Regions from separate parts of the Homo sapiens genome. Here region 1 is linked to region 2. The links are chromatin loops, found by intact Hi-C in ENCODE. Cell type or tissue: A673. All regions are shown on one strand. Links, peaks and the distances in the headings refer to the core of each region. The heading gives the core; the rest is flanking DNA. Region 1 overlaps TENM1 (teneurin transmembrane protein 1). Region 2 has its middle 120 kb from the start of TEX13D.

The links. Hi-C counts contacts between places; a loop is a spot of excess contacts. Peaks named below come from ENCODE experiments on the same cell type or tissue, not always from the same donor. Only the 100,000 strongest peaks of a DNase experiment are listed, where the experiment ranks them.
Region 1: a loop joins it to region 2, with 2.3 times the contacts of the local background. A loop is called at or near these places in 1 of 110 quality-filtered maps.

Annotation. Positions count from the first base shown.
Region 1 is chrX:125,189,821-125,202,425 of GRCh38, forward strand. The region is part of intron 1 of TENM1 (teneurin transmembrane protein 1); the gene reads right to left. Among named protein-coding and RNA genes, the nearest start is that of TENM1, 8.2 kb to the right of the region's middle. In A673, for the core only: no CTCF peak of the experiment used is centred there; DNase peaks (open chromatin) are centred at 6,411 and 8,941; H3K4me3 peaks cover 1,998 bases; H3K27ac peaks cover 3,607 bases.
Region 2 is chrX:124,204,171-124,216,775 of GRCh38, forward strand. It overlaps the pseudogene HSPA8P20. Among named protein-coding and RNA genes, the nearest start is that of TEX13D, 120 kb to the right of the region's middle. In A673, for the core only: a CTCF peak has its summit at 7,335 (motif pointing right); DNase peaks (open chromatin) are centred at 4,711 and 7,371; H3K27ac peaks cover 2,173 bases.

The DNA of each region.
Region 1 (12,605 bases), core at 1,759-9,758, 980 kb after region 2:
TCTTTCTCAAATAGATGTTAAAAGTATGATTTCTGTTAGTTTAGAAAATGGTACAAATTTTTACTTTTTAAAAATAATTACCTGATTATACTGTAATTTTAATACCTATATTAATGCTATTTCTATTTTCAAGGGACTTTGGGCGGCATATAGGTCACACTTTATCTTATTAATGAGTATATCTTTACATCGCTATATATGCTTTGAAACTCCTAATGCAATTTTTTTAATGGGACGTTTACTCAAAGACTTCGCAGAAAATAATCGTGTTAATAAAAGAGACAGTTTTCCCATTACAATGATCAGTGCTCTCAGACAATTAATGCTGCAACACTCTGTATTGTCACTTTCTTCCTCAAGGCCTAGAGAACTTCTCGGTTTACATTATTGGCTGAAGCTTCTTTTCTTTCTGGCAATATAGGCATTTCTAATGATGAGACCTGCCAAAACTTGTCAATGCTATTTTTCTTCTTTTCCATTAGAGGTGACTGTGGCTGAATAGCCAAGTAATCTATAGTCTAACTTCATTTAATTGTTTTTACTACATGACATGAAGAAATATAGTGAGTAATCACTTCTGTTTTACATGAAGCAAATTGCTAGTGCTTTCCACAGCAATATGAACAAGACTTAATTTGTGCAATTTCCCTTGAACATCCTGTTCAAATCCTAGCAGGGTAAGTTCCGCCCTCTTTGGTTCTCTAGTGAGTGAAGACCAGATTGGATCAGTGGATCTCGATTATTTTCCCTTCTGTAGTCCTCTTCAAAATAAAGTCAGAGAATAGTTGGTCTTGGCTAAAACTGGCATATTCCTCTCCCTCCAGCAACATCTCTCAAGAAAAATGGGTTTATTATCTTTGTTTATTTGTTCCCAAACCTCACTTCTCATATGGCAATATTTATTTTTTTGTTTTTTTAATGGTTTTGTTTTGTAAATACACGGTGTCTGATAGTTATATAGTCTAATTACAGAAAATTTGGAAAATACAGATAATAAAGGAAAAAATGACCTATTACCCACCTTTTTCAATCAGAAATAATCATTTTTAGCACTTTTGCATATCTTTTTCAAGTCTTTTTTCTTTCTTACATATTGGATACATATAATTTTACACCTTGGTTTATCATTTGGTAGTATAACATAAACATTTTCCTTTTATCTTAAAATATTTGTAAACATCTTTTTTTAATGGCCATTATGTATTGCCTTGTCTAGATATATCATAAATCACATAGCATTTGCCTTGTTGAACATTTGGGTTCCTTCATATTTTCTATTATCACAAATAATGCTTGGTGAAAATATCTGAAATGAAGTTTTTTCTTTATTTCATATTATTTATTTAGGACAAAGTCCCAGAAGTAGAATTATTGGTATGAACATTATTAAGGCTTTTGCAGCAAACTGCCAAATCTACACCAACTAATATTTCATCATGTCCTTATTAGTCATTCATTTACTCAACCAATATTTATTAATCACCTACTATGTATCAGGCACTGTGCTAGGTGATATGGATATAGTAGTGAGCAAAAAAGAAACAAAATTCATGCCCTCAAGGAACTAATATTCTAGAAAAGTGGATAAGATAAAAATACAGTATGATACCAGTTAATGATGAGTAATATAAAGAAAAATAGAAGCTGATAAAGGCATAGAAAATGAAAGACAATAAAGTTCATTACATAGGATGGTCAGAGTAGGCCACTATGATGAAGGAACATTTGATCAAATATCTGAATGAAGTAAGAAAGTAAACCTGGAGAGGTCTGAATGAAAATTAAATGGGTTAATACATATAAAGTCCTTAGGACAGTGCTTTGCCTAGGAAGCATTCCATATGTGTTAGTTTTTATTATTACTTGTAATGCTAGAATATTCCATTCACCTTTTCTGGTGACATTATTATGGTGGTGTGATCCTGAAAGAGTCAAAAAGGATCTATCATATACTTCTATTATTTGATTGTTTATGTCCCCTCCAATATTCATGTTTAAACTTAATGCCCAATGCAACCGTATTAAGAGGCAGGACCTTTTGGGAAGTGATGAAGACATGAATGGATTGGTAATTTATAAAAGAGGTCCAGGGAATAAGCTAGGTTTTTTTTTTGTTTTTTTTTGTTTTGTTTTTTGGCCCTTTCAACTTCCACCATGTAAGGACACAGGGTACTTCCCTCTGGAGGACACAGCAAGAAGGCAGCATCTTGGAAGCAGAAGGAGTAACTGCCTCCCGCACTGAATGTCAGTGCCTTAATCTTGGACTTCCCAGCCTCCAAAACTGTGAGAAAATAAACTTCTGTTCTTTATTTTAAAACAAAAGTAAAGTCTGCAGAAACCTTGGAGAAAAATCATTTTAGACAGATAAAAAAGCAGGCACAAGGCCCTGAGAAAAAAAAAGAATGCATGGCATGTTTAAAGAACAAATCAAAGGGCAATATGGCTAGAAGGTTATGAGCAATGTTTGAGGGGGGACATAGCAAGACATGAAGTCCAATAAATAGTGACCAAATCATGTAAAGCCTTGTAGGGCATTGTAAAGATTTTTTAAATTTTTCAAGTTTTTTAAAGTGTGGTGAGAAGTCAACCTTTGGAAGCCAGAGAGCAGACAGATCATAAGATCTTGTTTAAGTTTTAAAATGATCATCCTGGTTGCCGTGTGAAAAACTATATGAGAACAAAGATGGATCTAGGGATATCAATTAGAAGGCTGTTTCAGTATTCCAGGTAAGAAATGATGGTGGTTTGTTCTAGAGTGTTAGTAATGAATGAGAAGAAAATTATTCAGATAAAGAATATAGTTTGAAGGTAGAGTCAGCATTTGTTAATTGGTTGGGTGTCAGGTGTTAAAAAAGAGAAATCAAGAATGACTAACATTTGGGACTTGAAAAATTGCACTGAGCATTATTTTAATTTTTAAAATAAACAGGCATTTATTGTTTCTAATTTGTATGTATACATGTACATACAAATTGTGGTAAGAACATTTAACATGAGATCTACCCTCTTAAAATTGTAAGTGTACAATACAGTATTGTTATTTAAGGCACTATGTTGGACAAAAGATCTCTAGAACTTATTTGCCTTGCATAAGAGAAACTTTATATTCACTGAATATCATTTATGTTGATTACTGAAGGTTGAGGTTTTTTTCAGTTATTTTTTTTCCATTTCCCATTTCTATTTCCTCTCTTGTGAATTATTTTTTCATGTCTTTGCCCAAATGGCATTTATAAAATTATTTCCTCCCTTAGCTTCTATTTTCTTGTTATCTTGTATGGCTTGTACCTCTCTGATCTTATTCTAACTTCCTCTCTCTTGAAGGCTCCTCTTATTTCACTAAACTCTTAAATGCAGTGTTTCTCAATATTTCATCTTTGCTTCTCTTTTTACTCTATACAGTCAACTTTCTGTATCCATGAGTTCCACATCTGTAGATGTAATCAAACGTGAATCAAAAATATTTGGAAAATAATTCCACAAAGTTCCCAAAAGCAAAACTTGAATTTGCTGCACAGCAAGTACTTTGTTGAATCCATGTGAATAAAGTGATGTGTAGGTATTGTATTAGATTTTCTTTTTTAGAGATGGGGTCTTGCTATGTTGCCCAGGCTGGACTCAAACTCACGGGACCAAAGGATCCTCCTGCCTCAGCCTCCCAAGTAGTTCGGACAATAGGCATGTACACCCTTGCGTCCGGTGTATTAGGTATTGTTAAGTAATCTAGAGATGACTTAAAGTATATACTTAGGTCATATGCAAATATTATACCATTTTATATCATGAACTTGACTACCTGTGGATTTTGGTATCTATGGTGGGGGGTACTGTAACCTGGTCCCCACAGATATCAAAAGATGACTGTATATACTCTCTAGCTAAGCTCACCTACCTGCCCCTACGATTTCAACTACTATGTTGATTGATGACACCCAGATCTCTAATTCTAGACTTTATCTTCAGATCTGTATTTTTTTAGAACAAGCTCTTGCTCTGTCATTTAGACTGGAGTGCCATGGTGCAATCATGGCTCACTTGCAGTCTCAACATCCCAGGCACAAGCAAGCAATCCTCCCACCTCAGAGTGCTGAGTAGCTGGGACTAAAGAGATGTACCACCACGCCCAGTTAATTTTTTTTTTAAAAAAGAGATGGGGTCTCACTATGTTGCCCAAGCTTGTCTGGAACTCCTGTGCTCAAGTAATCCTCCTTCCTTGGCCTCCTAAGCTGCTAGGATTACAGGCAGGAACCAGTGCGCCCAGCCAGATCTGTAATTTCCATCTGGCACAATCCATCTCCATCTGGATATCTAGCTGGTGTCTCACATCGAATAAGTCCAAACCTGACTGCATTATCCCCACTGAAACCAACTTTTTCTTCTGTGTTCCCTATTCTGCTTCATGGCATTACCTAGTTTCCCAAGACAAAAGCCTCAGAGTCACTCCCTCCTTCTTCCTCACACCCTAAATTAAATCAATTTCCGAGAATCATTGATTCTACCTTATCAGTGCTTCTCAAATTTGTCCACTCCTCTCCATGTTACTGTCACTGCCTTGGTTCATGTCCTCATAATTGGTCACAGTTGCAGTACTGCCTCTTTATTGGTCTCACTGCTACTATACTCCTAATCTACTTCAATCCTTCCTCCATACTGGTGATGTCTTTCTAACACAAGGTTGATTCACCTTGCCCTCACTTTAAAACCCCTTATCTCGTTCAGTTGACACTACTACAACATAGCACACTGCTTAATTTTGGATAAACCTCAGGAAAAACACCATTTTCTAGGATTATCTCCATGCAGCAAAATACCAACCCATTCATTCATTCAACAAATGTGTACTAAGCCTCTTCTGTATGTCAGACACATAAATGGAAATAAGACGTTATCCCTGACCTCTGTTCCCCAGGCTCGGATAGGAAATAAAATGGCACTCTCTTGTCCTAGATTGGTATTCCCCATTGCTAATTTAACCTAGTGTTCTTTCACAGCCCTAAGGTCATGTGGAATGTGATTCTCCATATTCTCTGACTAAAAAACATCCTAGACACTCTTTAAGAATCAATTCAAATAACTGACTATTTATAAAACTATATCAATCTTTGAGTTTCCAGAGCATTCTAATTATTCCTCTACTATAGCATTTGTTATATGACCGGAGTATGCTTATATATCTGTCTCCCAAAGATGATTTTTTAATGTCTCTGTAGCACCAGGTAAACAGAGGCTTTGAAGAAGGTTTGATAAATTAGCAAATGAATGAATGGAAGAATGAGCAAATGAAAATTTTCCTTCATGAAAATTGTTCTGTGATATATAACCAAAAGTATGTAAACTGAAGTTTTCAGTAAAAGGAGAGACCAGTGCATGAGACCTGGAGAGCCTCTGTGGAAAACAGGAGCCTTCAAGACCCATTGTCACAGATCATCAGTGTAAATGTTAATTTTTTTCCCTTTCAATAGTAAAGCAGTTCCAAGTATTTTGCTAAATATCTGGGACCAGTGTTCTCTCACTATGTCTACTGCTGTTTTACACATTTTCTTAAGGATACTTTATTCCATGTTTTACAGAAGTAAATTGTTAAAACTTTCTCTCTTCCATGTTAAATTACCAGTTAAAATACTTCCCTTGCACTGAACTCTAATTGTTTACATTAAAATTACCTCACTTTCACAAGTTGTCCGATGTTTCATCAAAGCAATATCTCAAATAGTGAAAAGAACAAAACAATGAAGAAAATGTAGCATCCTTATGTTGACACTTCATGAATTCTAAACCAAAAATAAATGGTGTCACACCTAAGTGTTGCGATTTTATTAGACTAAACAGGAAAGATATATCACAAATGTACTAGCAGCATATGAATACATGAACAGAGTACATCTATAATAAATACCAACCCAGTAAAGCAGTGTGACATTATAGCCCCTACCCAAGATAACTGAAAGAAGGTACGAACTGAAAAAAATATAAATAATAATATCTCATATTATGTTTATAATTATCTGGAACATATATAAAGAATTGGCCAGAATCAGAAGAAGAATAAAAAGAGTAATCGCTCCCAATATTTTAGTGAGTGTCCTAAAGCCTATTTCCTTTCTCTTAAAACTGTATACCAACCCAAACCTTAAAAGTAGTTTAAAAAGAGAAGAAAAAAAGAAGGAAGGAGGGAAGGAAGAAAAGAAGGAACGAAGGAAGGAAGGAAGGAAGGAAGGAAGGAAGGAAGGAAGGAATTAGAGTGATTTTATTGATAATTTAAAATGTAAGATTATTCTCAAGTCTAAGCAATAAGTATTAATTGGCCAATCAACTGTACTGTTCTTCTCCCTTAGCGGTCACTAGATCTCATTAGTGAAATTAATACTATCTTCCCCAAAAAAGTTTCTTTTTTTTTTGACTTGCTTCACAATTCTGAAATGCTTTCTTACATTGCTTAAAGCTTTAAGCGTATGAGTCACAGTCACAAAAACATATTCATTTGAAGTATAAAGTAAGCAAATAAGTGATGTATTCATGTGTCTGTAAATGATGCTTATGAAATCCTTGTCCACAATGTATGTATGTTTTCATAAATATTCATTTAAAAAGTGTCAGCCCCACACACATAAACACAAACACATTTTTGGGCTACTTAATAGAACAGATCACACATCAGTATCACTCAAATGCTTACAATTAAGCAGAGCAGCTTAAAAAAAGAAAATCATTAATGTTAAAGGCAGGAGGGGGATAAGGCACAGAGTTTAAATTCAAAATGTTGACCACAAACTTTTTGTTGATAGGAATTGAGTAAGCTAAAAACAGTACCAAAATTTTAGGTTGAGAAGGCTTCCAGCCACTGTGTAGTTATAGTGTATTTATACACCTCTATATTTAAACACAGGTGGTAATTAGCAAGATTGAAACACCTTTAATAAGGTATCATCATAGGTGCAAAGGATGTGTAGCATAAGATTAGTTCATTATCAATAACTTTCCTGAATTAATCATCTCTTAGGACATTTAATTTTAAATGTACCTGAAAAAAACCTGGATTATTGAGATAAGCCATCTGCAGTATCTCTTTCTAATTTCTCTGAACAACTGAAGAGTTTTCTTAAAATGTCTGTATGCAGCTGGGGCATAGGGATTGCAATATCTAATAAACCAATTGTCCATCTAATCTGGCACCTTCTCTTTGACAGGTGTCTAAACCAGATAGAGACATTAGAGGTAATATACACACTTAGAATCCACCAATTATGCAAAACCATGCAACTGGGAAATTTTCTCTTTGACCTTAGCCAGTGATCAGATTTTCCCAGAAGTATGCAAACTGATAGCCACGTACTTTTATTTTGGCTGTTTAAAAACCATCATTCATACAGGCAACTAAAAACACTAAGTCGATTCCAAACCTTAAAACATTAAAATGAAAGTGGATTTCCTTTAATATAAATGCATAGAAATTCTATTGAAAGTTACATATATATGTATAATATGCATCAGCATCCTGAATACTTACAACACCTTTCAACTAAATAGAAAAACAATTGAAAAATAAATATATGGTGATTTCAAAAGGGAAACCGAGGCTATAGAACCATAAAAACTGAGGATTTGAGTAAACAGTGGAAGCTGGAACCATCCAGATGAATGAATGACTTTTTCCATTGTTCATCCAAATGCAAGCATCTGCTGAAAGGTTAGAGGAAATCGACATGACAAAGAAGATACCAATATTATGAATTCTACAAGTTCCGTGATAATTGTCCCAATTTTTTTAAGTTTTAGTCAGATTTTAGTATCACACAGATATAGTCCAAGTAACAAAAAATACACCAAAGAATAAAATACACGTAATTCAACACTCAACAACTGGATACTGATATTCTCAGTATTCCCTAAACTGTAAAAATGTGGATATTAATTTTCCTAAACTTTTGAATAACTGCTTCATTCTATCATTAATAGTTCTACCTTGAACATATATATTTTGAAATTTTATTAACTTTAAAACAGAAAAATACCTTCTGACCTTTACATATATTTATCTTTCCATTCTTTGTTTCATTATCAAAGATCTTCTCTCAGTCGTAATACAGAAATTTGCTTACAGCTACAAATTGACAGAAAAGTAATATTAGTTTCTCAGGACTTTAGCCGGTATTGCAAAAGACTTGACATGGATTGCAATTCAGCTCATCATAGAGATTGTGATTCCAAAATTTAATTTCATAACTCATAATCAGCCACAAAAACATTACAACAGAATATGAGAAACATTAAAAGGCAATTTCCTCATTGTTGACTACTTATTAATTTACAACTTAGTCGAATAAAATTAAAACAACCAGTATGCTTTCTGGTGACTGGTAAAATGACTGTTTTACAAATTTCAAATAAATGTATTCAAATGCATTTGGTCTCTGTAATAAAAGTGGGACATAGATATTGTAATAAGACTTTTTTTATTTGAAAAGGAAAAATAACCAATTCTACTGGAAAATTCAAGCATCATTTATATTATGTTTTCCTATCATCACTAACTAGGCTTCTTCAAAGTCTACAAAATCATAATTTGAAAGAACATATTTTTTCAATGTAATAGCTATTATGAAACTATTTTACAGCTGTGAATGTTCTATTAGAACAAAAAATGCTCCATAGAATACATACATACCAATAGGAATGCACAAATCAAACTTCTCTTTCTGTGATTATTTTTTAAAAATTGCTTGAGTAGGGACAAAGAGGGTTGTAGGAAGATTTTCAGGAAAATGACAGAGATGGCACTGATTTTTCGTTCAGCTTAATCATTTATTTCTAGCAAATTCAATTCCCCAGCCTTTTACAGCAGTTACTTTCAGGGACCAACAGGCTGGCATGAAATTAAATTAACAAGCAGATTCCCATTCTGAATTAGTGACTCCCAGCTGTCTGTCCCATCTAGTTTCCATGGCAGTAGCACAATCAGTGGAAAATGAGGTACAGGAAATTTTAAGAAGCCACTGTATCAAGCCCCTTAAGTCAATTTCTTTAAGCTGATGAATCAGTACAGTGGGCAGGGGTGGGGGCAGGGAAGGGGGAGTAGGGTGTAGAATTGAATTTAAAGTTTTTAATTTCCTGCCTTGCTGAAAAGGTCAGTGTGTTTCTGTTTCTGTAATTGTTGTAGAATGCAAGCAACATCTCCTTATACATTTTATAGAAGGCTGTAGATTCACGATGGCATTTAGTTCATTGGGCATTTTATAGTAACCCAAGAGTGTTTAAGATATTTTACATGTATTTTAAAGTGTTTTATTTTATTTTTTCTTTCTCTTTTGACATGGATATTAAGGGTCATCGGCCTGTTAAGTGACTCCAAAACACCCAGAAACTAGGTAAACAATTTTCTCAAACAACCAGATGTTTTTCACCCCAAACAGTTGGATGGTTAACAGAATGGTGCAGTCACATATTTGGGTGTCACCTAGATTCAGTCATAGAAATTTGTCATAAGCACCCAGAGAAAAAGTATTAACCTTGGCACATATCTACCATAAACAGAAATATAAAGGCTCCCAGGTAAGAACTTCATAGGGGATTATCCACCCATGTGAAAAGAGATTTTTAACATGTTTTTATGTGTCCATTTTCCAATTAGCTTCTCCACTCTTACAGTTAGAATAGAGCGGGGGTGGAGAATCCAATATTTCAGAATCATTACATCACATTAAAAACATCATCCAAGAGGTAGTGGTTAGTTGGCATATATGCATGTTTCACCATATGCTATTGTTTACCTAAAGTGGAGGCTCGGACAGGAAGTACAATTTAGAATAATTTTTTAAGTTGTAAATTATCCAAGATTATACTTCCAGGCCTTGAAATGGGTCCTGAAGTTACATAAAAATCTAATAGACTTCATTTATTAGACTCTAAGTTACTATTTTAAAATATTAGGGATCCATGTCACCTGTAAAAATATTTACTTTTCAAATTTAAATTAGCTTAATTTCTATACAGAAATGTTAGCATTGCAATTGATATAAATATTGTTATATAATAATTTTCAGTCTATGCCATCATATTCCAATTTCCTCAGCCCTATTTTTCATGGGTTCCAAATGTAAGCAATTTTGCTGGTCTTGCTAAATTGTACCACAGCACGTCTAGCAAACTACAAAATCTCTATACATTATATAAATTGCCATAACAGAGCACCGAATACTGAACAGACACCTATGGTTGGTCATCAAGGTTGTTAAGAATAATTAAAAGCTGTGTGAAGCCTTTTATAGCATTCACCTGCTCAAACTAAGCATGGTTCTAGCTGGTTATATTTGATATTTACTTTCCTCTGTTCTAAAAAAAATCAATGGAAAACAGAAAGGAATAAAAATAATATATTAAGCCAGGATTCAGAATATTTTTACCTTTTAGGGGAAGGAAAAATAATAGCAATCTCCATTCAAAGTAGTGATTTAATCTAACACTCAGAAGCTGTAGAAGATTTAAAGAAATTGTGGTATATGTGAGCATTTCTGAAATTTGATTCCTTTTAATTTTTATAATCAGCAGTTACACTTCCAGTCGTGGGTATATGCTGTTGGTCACAATTGCTAAATTCTGTACCTTACAATATTTTTCATCTGCCTGTAGTCATACTAGGAATCCAGTTTAAACCTTTCTTCTAAATGTTAAGTGATGGGAAGCTTTTTAAGTACGCATGGATTATTAATTTTGTGGTTAAAATCCACAGCAATTTAACAAATATATATAATTTTAATAAAGCTATTGTACATGTTTTATATCTGATTCAAGGCATTCACAAGCAATTGCTTCCGTGTGTGTGTGTGTGTGTGTGTGTGAGAGAGAGAGAGAGAGAGAGAGAACAAATATGAGTACTATAAGAAAATTTGTTTTCATCAAAAAAATTAATCACTGACTCAGTTATTCAAAGTACTGGTCTTCTTTTGACCTCTGGTCATTTATAAGTAAGTAAATAAATAAATGCATAAATAATAATAATTAACTTGTTTTGGGAAACTTTAGGGAATTTATTAACCATAATCTATACCAACTACTTGATAGCTTTACTTAAATCTGAAACTGAATGACTTAGGAAAAGCAAGCTTCAAGCAAAAATTATATGGACTCCAAATGTCTATCTCTAACATAGAATATGAAAAATGTTTGTTTTATTAATTAACACTAAAATTTCTTACTACTTCCAAGTTTTTAAGGCTGTCACAGAAAATAAATTTCCACTAAGTTTTCTGTTTTCAGAAACAACATATCAGGAATGTTTTGCAGTTTGACAATTTAAAGTAATATTGTATAGAATAAACTTGAATGCTAGACTGTTCTGCTTCAGCAAGAATCTTTCTGGTAAAGGTATCAGAAAGGATCAATGACTATGAGGGAAACTATGATTATGTCGGTGTTATTTACACATATAATAGCTGAATTGAAACACTGAGAATTCTAGGGTATTCAGACTGAATTAGGCCTTTGAATGTGATGATAGTTATGTATAATACAATTTTATTTTAATACACCTAAACGTTTGAATATTTGAAATCTTAATCACCTTTACAGCACAATGATTCTACAAAGCATTCTTTCCTTTAGCCTCACTGTATATTTTGTCAAATGACATGACTGTCCCTAATTCATAATTGGAACCTAAACCTAATGGAAAATACTACTTCATGTATGCAAAAATATTTGTGGGGTTTTTTTCTGCTATGTATAGCTGACATTGTTCTCAGGACTGGACTCTACTAGTTTTATTATGAAAATGTTAACATTTCTTCATAGAGTTGTTTTATAGAAACACCTGTTTTTCAGAAACATTCTGGGGAACAACCTGAAAACTTTTAAATAATATTTAGAGCATGGATTTATTTTAGGAATTACCTGATCCCTTTTTAAATGCATATTTCGACTTTCTTTAATCATGAAAAGTTTTCAACATTATTTTGTCATACCTGAAAGCTTTTAATTACTCTTAAAAACCCCAACTTTGCCATAGTAAATTATTTAATGCATCACAAAATAGTGTTATGAACTTGAACTAAAATGGCAAAATTGGGATTCTGTTTCTCCAGTTATGTACTTTGAGGGTCTTACTATGCCTTATGAAAATTCATTTTTCCCCACGTTGCAGATATGAAGAGCAAGGAGCGGGGGTGAGCAAGCAAGCAGATGCTGGGTAATCATGGAGCAGAAGTTAAAGGTGTGGATCGCCTTTTCATTAATTTTGTTTTTTAAGCCTTTCCCTCTTAGACTCTTCCCTTTCTTGGTAACACTGGAGTATCTACTGCTCCAGATCAGAAGACTTCGGACTAGGAAGATGAACTGGGCTATTTCAGCCAAAAAATATAATAGAGCAGACATTTGCCATGTTCTCCTCAAACACGTTAAGAGTAGCAATTGATTCTCACAGTACATTGTTACCTGGCTTGTTAATTATAATCATAGAACAAGAGTCTAAAATTCAAGGAAGCTGTCTGCGACACTTACTCGTCACAAACGCGATCAATTAAACGCTAATCTAACAGTACCTATTAGAGTGCACTGGGATGTTTCGTTTCCTTTTGGTCTTTAAAACCAAATGGCTACTAATTTCCTTTCTG
Region 2 (12,605 bases), core at 2,589-10,588:
TCGCTGAAATTTTATGCCTGTTGATTAGTAACTCCCTAGTTCTGCCTTCCCCCAGCCCCTGGCAACCACCGTTTCACTCTGTTTTTGGTGCCAATTTTAAATACAGTTGTATTCAAGACATTGCATTTTGCACTTACAATACAGTGCTTATAAAGTTCAATGCTGTTTCCTTCCTCTGTGCACATGTTCCATATTCAAGTATTGAGAATATCCAGTAATTTACTATAGCAGCTGAACTTTAAAACTGCCATAGAATTTGCTGCAAATTTGGGTCCTTCAAAGTTTTAACTGCGTGGAACAATGTTATATCTATACATGGGTTAGGTTAATCAACCTCTTCAATAGAGGGCACTGAGGAAGCAACACTAGAGGGAGGAGTTCTGTCACCAAGGAAGCTCCCAGGCATTCCTTCAAACGCCTCCTGCACTCTGGTACAGCTTGGTAACGACGGGGTTGCAGACTTCCTCCAGCTCTTTCTGCTGATGTTCAAATTCTTCCTTCTCTGTAGTACCATTCTTATTGAGCCAGTTGCTAATTTCATTACACTTGTCAAGAGTCTTCTGTTTATCCTCATCATTGTCCTTCTTATGGTTGTGCTTGAACTCAGTAATAAAATGGTTGACCATTTGCTTGTTGAAGTCTTCTCCACCTAAGTGGAGAAGCTGTATATTTGACCTCAAAGATTCCATCCTCAATAGTGAGGATTGACAGATCAGAAGTGCCACCTCTTAGGTCAAAGATGAGCACATTTCTTTCTGCTTCAACCTTTTTGTCTAAGCCATAAGCAATAGCAGCCTAAGCCATAAGCAATAGCAGCAATAGTTGGCTCATTGATAATTCTTTTTTTTTTTTTAGATGGAGTCTTGCTCTGTTGCCCAGGCTGGCATGCAGTGGTGGGATCTTGGCTTGCTGCAACCTTTGCCTCCTGGGTTCAAGTGATTCTGGTGCCTGAGCCTCCCGAGTAGCTGGGATTACAGGCACACACCACCAAGCCTGGCTAATTTTTGTATTTTTAGTAGAGACGTGGTTTCGCTATGTTGGCCAGGCTGGTCTCGCACTCCTGACTTTAGGTGATCCACCCGCCTCAGCCTCCCAGAGGGCTGGGATTACAAGGGTGAGCCACCACACCTGGCCTTGATAATTCTAAGTACATTGAGACTAGCAATGGTTCCAACATCCTCGGTAGTCAGATGTTGAGAATCATTAATGTAAGTTGGCATTGTGACCACAGCATTGGTAACAGTCTTCTCAGGGTAGGCTTCTGCAATTTCTTTAATCATTGTCAGACCATAAATGACACCTCCTCTGGATGGAAACTTTTTGTCTCTTACTTGTATTCTACTTGGACTTTGGGACTATCTGCATCATTCACCAGCAAGAACGACCAATGCTTCATATCAGACTGGACAACAGCATCATCATATCTGCATCCAATCAGATGTTTGGCATCAAAAATCATGTTGATGGGGTTCATTGCAACTTGGTTCTTTGTGGGATCACCAATTAGTCATTTGGTATCAGTAAAGGCAACAGAGCTTGGGATGGTTTGATTTCCCTGATCATTGGCAAGTATCTCCAATATTCTGTGCTAAACGACATCCACACAAGAGTAGGTGGTGCCAAGATCAATACCAACTTGATCCCTTAGATCCCTTAGACATAGCAACAGGTCCCTTAGACATAGTTACTTGCATGTAGGTTTGGCTTGGCTTGCAAAGAATACACACGAATCTCGAAGGCTGCCACTATGTTCAATGAGCCATTTCACTTGTTGATTCTGTGAATTTGACAATTTTACATACATCATAAAAATTGAATCATGCTTTATTTGTTATTTGTCCTTTTGTGACTGGCTTATTTTATGCAGTATAATGTCCTCAAGGTCTAATCATGTTGTCACATATTGTAGAATTTCTTTTTTAAAGGCTGAATAGTATTCCAGTGTATATATATACTACATTTTCTTTATCTATTTATCTGTTGATGGTCATTTAGGTTGTTTCTACATCTTGGCTATTATGAATAGTGCTGCAATGAACACAGGAGTGCTAATATCTCTTTGAGATTCTGATTTCAATTCTTTTAGATAAATACCCATAAGCGGGATTGCTGGATCATATGGTAGTTCTATTTTTAGTTTTATGAGGAACCTTCATTCTGTTTTCCATAGCATCTGCATCATTTTGCATTCCCACCAACAGTGTATAAAGGTGCTTTTAATTACTCCTAATCCACACCAATGCTTGTTGTCTTTTTTGTTTGTTTGTTTAGGAGACGGTCTTTCTCTGTCACCCAGGCTGGAGTGCAGTGGCATGATCATAGCTAACTCCAGCTTTGAAATCCTGGGCTCAAGCAATCCTCCTGCCTCAGCCTCTTGAGTAGCTAGGGCTACAGGTGGGTGCCACCACACCGGGCTATTACATTTTTTTTTTTTTTTTTGTAGAGACAGGGTCTTACTATGTTGCCCGGGCTGGTCTTGAACTCCTGGTCTCCAGTGATCCTCCTGCTTCAGCCTCCCAAAGTACTGGGATTACAGGCACGAAGCCACCACACCTAGTCGGCAATGGTTTCTTAAGTATGAAACCAAAAGCACAAGGAAAAAAAGGGGAAAAAAGATAAATTGGACTTCATCAAAATTTAAAACTTTATGCTTTCATGGACACATCAAGAAAGTGAAAAGACAACCCATAGAATCACAGAAAATATTTGGAAATCTGATAACAGTCTAGAATCCCAAATACATATAAAATTACAACTCAACAACAAAAAACAACCCAATCAAAATGAACAAAGAAATAGACATTTTTTTCCGTGGAGTATATAAAAGTGAACAATAAGCATATGAACAGATGCTTAACATCATTAGCCAATAGAAGAATATGAATAAAAACCATAATGAGATACTACTTCTCTAGCATGGCTGTAATTTTTTAAAAAGTGAAAATAAATTTTGGAAAGGATTTGGAGAAATGAGAACCCTCACACATTGTTGACGGGAATGTAAAATGGTGCAGCTGTTGTTGAAAAGTTTATTAGTTCCTCAATAAATTAAACATAGAATGACCATATAGCAATTCAACTCCTAGATACATACTTGAGAAAACTGGTAATATATATTCACACAAAAACTTGTACGCAAATAGCAGCATTATTCATAGCATCCAAAAAGTGGAAGCAACCCAAATTTCAATTATTCAACTCTAAAAATGAATGAAATACAGATACATGATACAATGTGGATGAACCCTAAAAAATTATGGTAAGTGAAAGTAGCCAGAAACAAAAGGTCACATATTGTATGATTCCATTTACATGAAATGTGCAGAATAGGTAAATCCATAGATTTATGGAGAGCGTAGATTTATTTGGAATGTAGATTAATGGTTACCAGGAGCTGGGGGTGGGAAGGAATGGGAGTGACTTTTTAATGTGTATAAGTTACTTTTGGGGTGATTAAATGTTCTGGAATTAGATAGTGGTGGTGGTTGCATAATATTGTGAATGTATATATTTCTATTATGTGGTTGGTGTTTTATTAATTTGTAGAAACTATATGTGGTGGATATAAAATTCTTTTTTAATATGCTGCAAATATTTTCTTTCAGTCTTTTGTCTATCTACTAAATTTCCTTGTGTTATCTTTTTCTGTACAGAAGTTGAAAATTTTTACATACATGTGTTAATTTTTACATACATACACATACATGTGTAAATTTTTACATACATGTGCAAATTTTTACATACATGTGTTAATGTTTTTTCTTATGGCTTTTGAATTTGAATCTTAAGAAGATATCTCCCACTCCAACATTATAAAAATATTTTCAGTGTTTTCCTCTAATGCTTCTGAGCTCTTATTTTTTAATTAAAAAAATTTTTGTTTTTGAAGCAGGGTCTCACTGTGTCTCCCATTCTGGGAGTAGAGTGGCATGATCTCGGCTTGTTGCAACCTCTGCTTCCCAGGCCCAAGCAATCCTCCTACCTCAGCCTCCCGAGTAGCTGGGACCACAATTGTGCGCCACCACGCCTGGCTAATTTTTCATAGAGACGGTGTTTCACTAGTTGCCCAGGCTGGTCTCGAACTCCTGAGCTCAAGTGATCTGACTGCGCTGGCCTCCCAAAGTGGTGGGATTACAGGCATGAGCCACTGTGCCTGGTCTGAGCTTTTATTTTTAAATGAAGGTTTTAAAAGCATCTATAATTTTTTGTGCTTTGGGCATGAAGTGAGAGTTTAACTATTTTTTTCCAAGTAGTGCTGTACAATTTATTGAACAATTCATGCTTTCCCTACCAATTTGAACTATTACCAGTATCATATTTTGATAATAACATTGAAAACGTAGCAGTCTTTGGCAGTCAGGTCTTTCAGAGATTCCTGTGTAATGATTGATGGTTATTATAGCCTATTCTATTTTAATTATAAATGTACTAAAATAATGCAACTTATCTCTAAGCAGTTATTTTAAGTATTTTTCTCTGGAAGGCATTTTTGTGAAATTATTCGGTTGTCTCATCAATTTTGATGGTGGATATATTCATCTGCTCAGGCTGCCATAACAAACTACCATAGAGCGGGAGGCTTGCCCAACAGAAATTTATTTTCTCACAGTTGTGGAGACTGGAAAACCACCGTCAAGTTCCAGCAGGGTGGGTGTCTGATGAGTGTTCTCCCCTTGGGTTGCAGACAGCTGCCTTCCCTCTGTGTGCTCACGTGGCCTCCTTGGTGTGCTTGTGTGGAAAGAGGAAGGAAGAGGGGGAGGGTAAAGGAGGGAGAAGAGGAGGGGAGAACGAGCACTCTCTGGTGTCTCTTCTTATGAGGACACTAATCCTATCAGATTGGATCAACTCTAAGATAATACTTTAATATATTACTTAGTAATTTTTATAACTTTCTAAGTATTTTCTTTTAAGTACCTTCTTACTTAATACTTAGAAAAATTCCTGGCTGGGCATGGTGGCTCACGCCTATAATCCCAGTACTTTGGGAGGCTGAGATTGGCGGGGGATCACCTTTGGTCAGGAGTTGGAGACCAGCCTGGCCAACATGGTAAAACCCTGTCTCTACTAAAAATACAAAAATTAGCCAGGCATGGTGGTGGGCACCTGTAATCCCAGCTACTTGGGAAGCTGAGGCAGGAGAATCGCTTAAACCCGGGAGGCGGAGGTTGGAATAAGCCAAGATCGAGACACTGCGCTCTAGCCTGGGCAACAGAGCAAGGCTCCATCTCAAAAAAAAAAAAAAAAAAAGAAAAAGGAAAAAAAAGAGAAAAATTCCTTCCTTCCTTCCTCCTTCCCTCCCTCCCTCCCTCCCTCCCTCCCTCCCTCCCTTCCTTCCTTCCTTCCTTCCTTCCTTCCTTCCTTCCTGTTCTGTATCCATTCTACCTTCTTTTGGCAGAAGCATGCCCATTTCCTTTGGGAAGATTCTTTTTTTGACCCTGGATAAATTCTGGTAGGAATATTGATCAAGATACCCTGCCCTCTCCTAGTGTAGGAGTAGTGATGTGGACCCAAGCTAGGTCAATTAGAAGCTTCCTCTTGAATTTGATCTATGAATGGAGTAATAAAAAGACCGCATAAAGTGTTAAGCAGTTCTTGCTCTACATCTTCTGGAGCTCCCTGGTTTCTGCTTTGGTTTCTGAGGAGTTGGTTTTTCCAGTCTCTTCTTAAACCTGTTCGCTGCCCTGTAGCCTTCAAATAAATTCCCTCTTTTCCTAAGTTAGCCAGAGTTGGGTTTTGTCACAACCAAAAAACTCCAACTCATATAAGGGTGGTTCATTAAATCATTTGGCAAATATTTATTAAGTACTTACTATTTGCCAAGGGCTGTACTAGTCACCGGGGAGGGCTTTCCAAGTGTTTAATGCGCTGATCTCTTTTGTCAATAAGAAAGAAAACTGGGAGTTAACTCTCTGCCTTCATTATAAGTGCCAAGAAAAAAAAGAGACTCTAGGAGACTCCCAGTGCTCCACAGGAGAATAATTAACTATCATTAAATAAAGTTTAATAGAAACAATAAAAACACTAACGTTAACATTATGATGATTTTGTCTAGTTGAATTAATTCAGAGCTTTAATAATTTCCAACTTTGTAACAAGTTTCTTTAGAGGTCATAGTTATTGTTATACTCCTGAGTAAATTTGGGTAAATCCTTGTTGCTCACCACTCAGGCACACATTACATAGTGTTGCCTATGTGAGAAGCAGCTCTATCAAAAACCAATGCCAATTATTTGAGGCATTTGCATTTGGGACTTATTAATAGCCATGGGTGAAAAAGATATTCACTTGGTACTTACGGCCTTTAAAAGATGAAGCAGTAGTTTGAAGGAACCAGTGGTTTGGGAGAATTAAATACTGATTCCTATTGTACCCCGTTGACATACACAGTTTAAGCTCTGATCTTGTCTTAAATTATTGGAATTGTGGAAACTGCTCCATTAATAACAATTTTAGTAACTTTGGGGGCTTAGTAATTGGTTTCAACATGACCTTTCTCTTGAAACATTTAGACTCTCCTTTCAGATTCCAGACATAGAACTAGTGTAGATTCTTTGGCATAATTGATTTGGAGTTCAAATGTAAAAGCACTCTTTTCTCTTACAGAAGCATCTGAATTCATATCTCATGTATCTCCTGATCAGCAGCCAAATGTCTCTTTGAACTGAACTTTGGTTTCAATTGCCTGTGAAAGAACACGATTCTTCTCATCTTCCTCCAAGCATTCTTCTTACTGCAATTTTATTTGCCCTTGAAAGAGCCTGTCTTTGCAATTGGCCCTTGCACGGGTGTCCCTTTAAAATTGGGTTTCCAGATCCATAAAAATTCTAATTTAAAATACTATTGGTTATGACTTCCTATTCTTGGTAAAAGAAAACAAATACTCTTGGTGATTTGAAACTAAGATATTTTCATCTTTGGGACAAATTTTGTAGCATTTAAATTTATTCATTGTGTGGAGAAAAAAGTTATTTTGAAAAATTGATGAAATTTTTGAATATTCTCTTTAATCTGTGATATTTTAGAAAAATTCAAAAAGTGTAAGTTTCTTAACTCATACAAATCCATAAAATGATGGGCCACAAAGCTCAATGCAAGGAAAAAAATAATCAATGTGCCCTACAGCATCCCCAAAGTAAATTGTGCTAATATGATGTATTTTAAGCCAGACCATCTTGAAAATAACCTTCAAATTTGGTGAAAATATGTCCACTTGTTTTTACAGCTAGAGAACAGACAAAACTAGAGAACAGGTGTTAATTACATACAGGTAAGACATAAGTGATCTGTGCAGTCATTGATGACCCTGGCCCTTTCTTCCGTGACTTCTGCTACTCATTAGTATCTCCACCAGAGGGCAGACAGTAAAAGAGAAAGGAAAGGAGAGGAAAGGACATGAGGCTCTTGCAACCCAGCAAAGAACTTGAAACTCTTTAAGCCCATCTCTGAATTCATTCTGAGGTCCTGATGGATCTAGTTTATTTGAATGACAGTATTAGCTCTGATAGGGAACTGGGTCCCAATCATGACTCAGCCACTTCAGGTAGTCAAGAACTATTTACTGAGTGTCTGGTATATGTGAGGCACTGTTCTGGACACGGGATACAGTACAGACAAAAATGTTAGTTTGTGGAACTCGCAGTCTAGTGTTGTATTATAATCCCCATGAGCCTCAGTTTCTTTATCTGTACCATGGGGACAATAACACTGGAGTTTCTGTGAGCATTTAAATGAGATACTTAAGCACCTAACAAAGTTTATTATATTTTAATTTATACCTTGTACAGTTTTATATAGCGCCTATACAATTTTTAAATTTTATACTTTACAGTCCATACACAGTTTTATATTATTTATTATAATTTATAGTCTGTACATAGTCTATGTAGTGTCTATAAAGTTTTGAATTCTATTTGACATCATTCCATAAACACTTTTCTATGAGTGATTCTACTTAGTATTTTAATGGTTATACAACATTTCATCGTGTTGATTTGTCATAACACTTCAACACTGCTCTATTCTATTAGATACTTGGTCATAGAAAGTTCTCAGTAATTATTTGTTGAAAAAAATGCATGAACATCACATACTTATATTACTTGCATCTTTTCAACATTATAAATAACACTTTATTTTCTGAATAATGTTTCTGGTAACTACTCTAAAAGTAGGATTATTGTATCAAAATGCATGACACAAGGCATGAATAGTTTCATGATCCTCAATATATATTACCATCATGCTGCTGTAAAGACTGGTACTAATTTAAAACTAATAACTACATTGGGGTTTAATTTGTATTATTTAATTATTAATATTGTTGAATTTCTTTTGTATAGTTACTTACTATTTGAATATCCATGTAGTCAAACTTATCTGTTTGTGGACCAGGACAATCTCGAGAGAAGACAGGGCAGGCCTTCTATGTAAGATGTTAGCTACAAGAGCACAAATAACCACCTGAGCCATAAGGGCATCAGGAGCAGAAAATGAGGTGACAGAAGGAAGAGCCATGCAGAAAATAAAAGGGAAGGGCATAAGAGACAGATGTTACAGTTTTGCCAAACTTACAGATGATAGATAAAGACTATTACCACAAAGGAGAACCTTTTTGTTACATCATATCGAGGGTGGGGCTGTTTTGTGCAATGAGCACCTGCAATGTTGCAAGTGAAGTTGGTGAACCCTGGTATCTTGGTTGGAGTTGAGAGTGCTGATGTAGCACTAGGCATGGAAACGTTGATGAATTAGTATGAATTGGGGCCTGGTTTGCAATGTGATTTGCATATCTGTGGTTTGGGGTTATGCATGCCGTATATTTACCCCTTTGCCCTGAAGAATAAAATTGGTTGAGTAGTTGAAATTAAGCAATGAGTCTTTGATCTGAAATGGTTTGGTAAAATAAGCAATTGTGTGGTTTTAAAAAATACTGCATATTGAAATATTTTCAAACCTACAGAGAAGTTACAAATGCAGTGCAAATAACTTCCATATCTGTTTCACCTAGATTCTTGTTAACATTTTACTGCATTTGCTCCCTCTTTCTCATATATATATAAACATTATTACATATATAAATAATATATAAACATTATTATATTAATGTGTATATATATATACACATTAGTCTTTTTCTGAACCACTTGAGAGTAAGCTGAAGACATGATGTTCTATGATCCTTAAATATTCCAGTGTGTCTTTCCCCTAGCAAGTCCACTCTCCTAACCTACCAGCATACAGCTCTCCAGGTCAGGAAATCCACAGTGGTACAACACTACCACTCAATCTGCAGACCCAATTAAAACTTTGCCAACTGTCCCAACAATGTCTCCTTTTCCTTTCTGGTCCATGATTCCATCCAGGAACACTTAGTTACCAGCAATTAGTTGTCATCAGTGTCCATCTAGTATTTAGTTGTCGTATCTCTTCAGGCTCCTTCAATCGGAGAGAGTTCCATAGATTTTTCCTGTCTTTCATGTCCTCAACAGTTTTAGCAACTACTGATTTTACATTTTGTAGGATGAGCCACGTTTCCTTATGACTAGACTCAGGCCACATTTTCTTGGCAGGAATACCCTAGAAATGATGCTGTGTTCTTCTTGGTGCATTGCATCAGAGAGCACACAATGCCAACCTATCCTGTCACTGGTAGTGTTAACTCTAATCACGGGGTATATTGGTGTCTGCAGGTTTCTCTAGCATAACAATGTCCCTTTTTTTTCTCTTTGTAATTGATCAGTATTTTGTGGGGAGATATTCCCAGATTATGCCAACATCCTGTTTCTCATCGATCTTCTACCCACCACCCTTAACTGCCTGAATCAACCAGGCAGTTAATTCAGTTATGTTATGGTGGCCAAATATTGATTCTCATTCCCATCAATCTTTCTACACTTATTAGTTGGCATTCTACTGTATGGAACAGAAGGGCTTCTCCTCTGTTCCAGTTATCTATTGCTGTACATCAAGCTAGACCCAAATTTACTGGCTTAAAACAACAAGAATTTAGCTCATGAATCTGCAATCTAGGCAAGGTGATATTTTAGCTGGGGCAGTCAGCTGGGGTTAGAGGATCCAGTTCCAAGGTGGTTCATCACTCACATGACTGACTAGTTGTTGCTGTCTTTTGACTGGGACCTCAGCTGAGGCTGCCAGCCAGAACCCTCACATGAGGCCTTGCTATGTAGCTGCTTGATTTCATCCCAGCATTGGGGTTGAGATTTAACAGCAAGTATCCCAAGAGAGCAAGGTGGAAGTGCATGGCCTTTTTCTAATACAACCTCAGAAGTCACACAGCTTTCATTTCCATTGTATTCTGTTGGTTGAGGCAGTCATAAATATCCATCTAGGGTCAATGGATGGGGACATAGCTCTTACCACTTGATGGGAAGATTGTTAACATCACATTGTAAGAACAGCCTATAGGATAGAATATATTGTGGTGGGTATCTTTGTAGATATAGTCTGCCCTATCCTTTATTTATTTATTATTTATGTATGTATGTATGTCAATATGGACTCATGGAGTCCTATTTTGTATAATTGGTTGCGATCCATTACTATCAACGTTTATTTTGATGCTCAAATTTTCCCAGATTTGACCACTGGGAGCCCCTTTCAAGGTGGTCTCGGTGTCCTTTTGACTTGTTCCCATTATTCTTTGAGCACTTTTTCTTTAGTGGAGGGTGGTATATGAAAACTATTATCTGAGCTCTTGGTGGGCTCATTGCTGCTGGGCTATTATTGCTTGCAGGTGCTCTTAGCAGACAGGGCTGGAAAATATATGTATGTATATATTAATACATACATGTGCATATATACACATATGTACATCTATAACTATTTTTATATCTCTCTGAGTATATATATTTAAAACATGAATTTATACCCAAACCTCCAATTTCAACCCAGAATGTTAACATTCGGTCTGGTCTTCCTCCTTTCTGTTTTTAGTATCTTCTCCAACAGTGAGAAGCCTGCCACTTATCTTCAATATAATCTTCACTTATTTGCTCAATTAATGTAAACAGTCTCTAAACCACATGAGTCTACTCTCCCACCTACCACTTCAACACCCCACCACCAGTGATCTACATTCTCAAACAGGATCAGGCACATTACCAACGAACTTCCAGGTGGCATTCTGTATCGCTTCAGCATCCCATGTCTTTGGTCACCAATAGGCACTCCTCCAGCACATCTCTGCACAGCTCCCCTCCTCTCTGAAACTGGTCAAAATGTGGTACAGGGTCTTCACTTTTTGAAAATCCACACTAGCTCCTTTTTCATCTTTAAAAAATGCAAATTCGATCATGTTGTTCCCCTGCTTAAAACCCCTGAATGACTTTCTGGTCCTTAGGCTAAATCCAAAAACTATAATATGGCCTACAAAACCCTACATCATTTGACATCCTGCCTGCTTCTTCAGTATCATCTGAATTATTTCTCTGGGTTCAGTCAGTTTCCCAGAGTGGAATCTTCCAATCTTCCGCTTGGCATGTGTAACCTGGCTGTCAGTATTTTGGGAACTGAGTCAAGGATGGGGACTGGAGGTCTCAATGTTCAGAAGGCAGACTCCAACTTAATCCCAGTTTTCAACATAGCTTCTCAGTGGGCCCTCAGCTGTGCTTGGTTTAAATGTTTTCTCCCCTGCTGGGATGGAGGGAGGGATTTGGGGGCTGTTTCTTATCATCATGTTCAATCTATCATCCTGTTTTCAACTCCATACCAAAACTCCCACTTTCAGAGATAACTGGTACCCTCAAAACCTGAGCTTTTTGAGGTTTGGAGTATAAACCGCATCCTTGGGTTTTGGCTTTTTCTAATCTGCTAAACCACTCATTTAGCCATTCTCTAGTTTCCATATTTGCACATGTACACGCATGCACGCGTGTGTGCTTCTTGCTTATTATAGCCTCTCCCCCTTTTTCCTTTGTACTCACTGCATTTGGCCTTTTAATCCCCTGTTCTTTTTTTGTGGGATCTCAGGAAGGAGCTCAGATAAGTGCATGTGTTCAATTTGCCCAATTTAATTGGAAGTGAAGTTGTTTTAAATAACAAACACCTGTTTCATTTTAAAGCCAATCCCATGAACAAAAACTGGATTTCCTGGAATCATGAAATATTATAACAAAAAATGTTCATCCAGTCCATTGTTTCTTGTCTTTTTGCTACCAAGTATCTCTTTTATTATATTATATCTACCCCTCACTCCAACCCCACAATTGAAAAGATTCAGACTTCCAAACCTTAGTTTGGGAAACTTTGCTCAAGTCAATGCCCTCGTTTTACAGATGAAAAGACTGAGGCCAAGAGATAGAAGTGATTTGTTGAAGTCTAACCACTAATAAGGGGCCAAGTTAGGATGGGCACCCAAGTCTCCTACTTCCTCTTCTGCTGCTTTTCTATCTAGGATGTGAGATTTCTGACTGCCCCCAAACTGATGGGAGGGTGAGGGAAAACTTTCCTTCTGACTGTGGTTTTTCTTAGCAACATCATTACTGGCATTGAAACATTACTTCTTCTGGTGGCTAAGAGGAAAATGCTCTCCGCCACCTTGAAGGCCACAGGTGGCCAGACATTCTGGGAATCACTGGAGCTTTCTC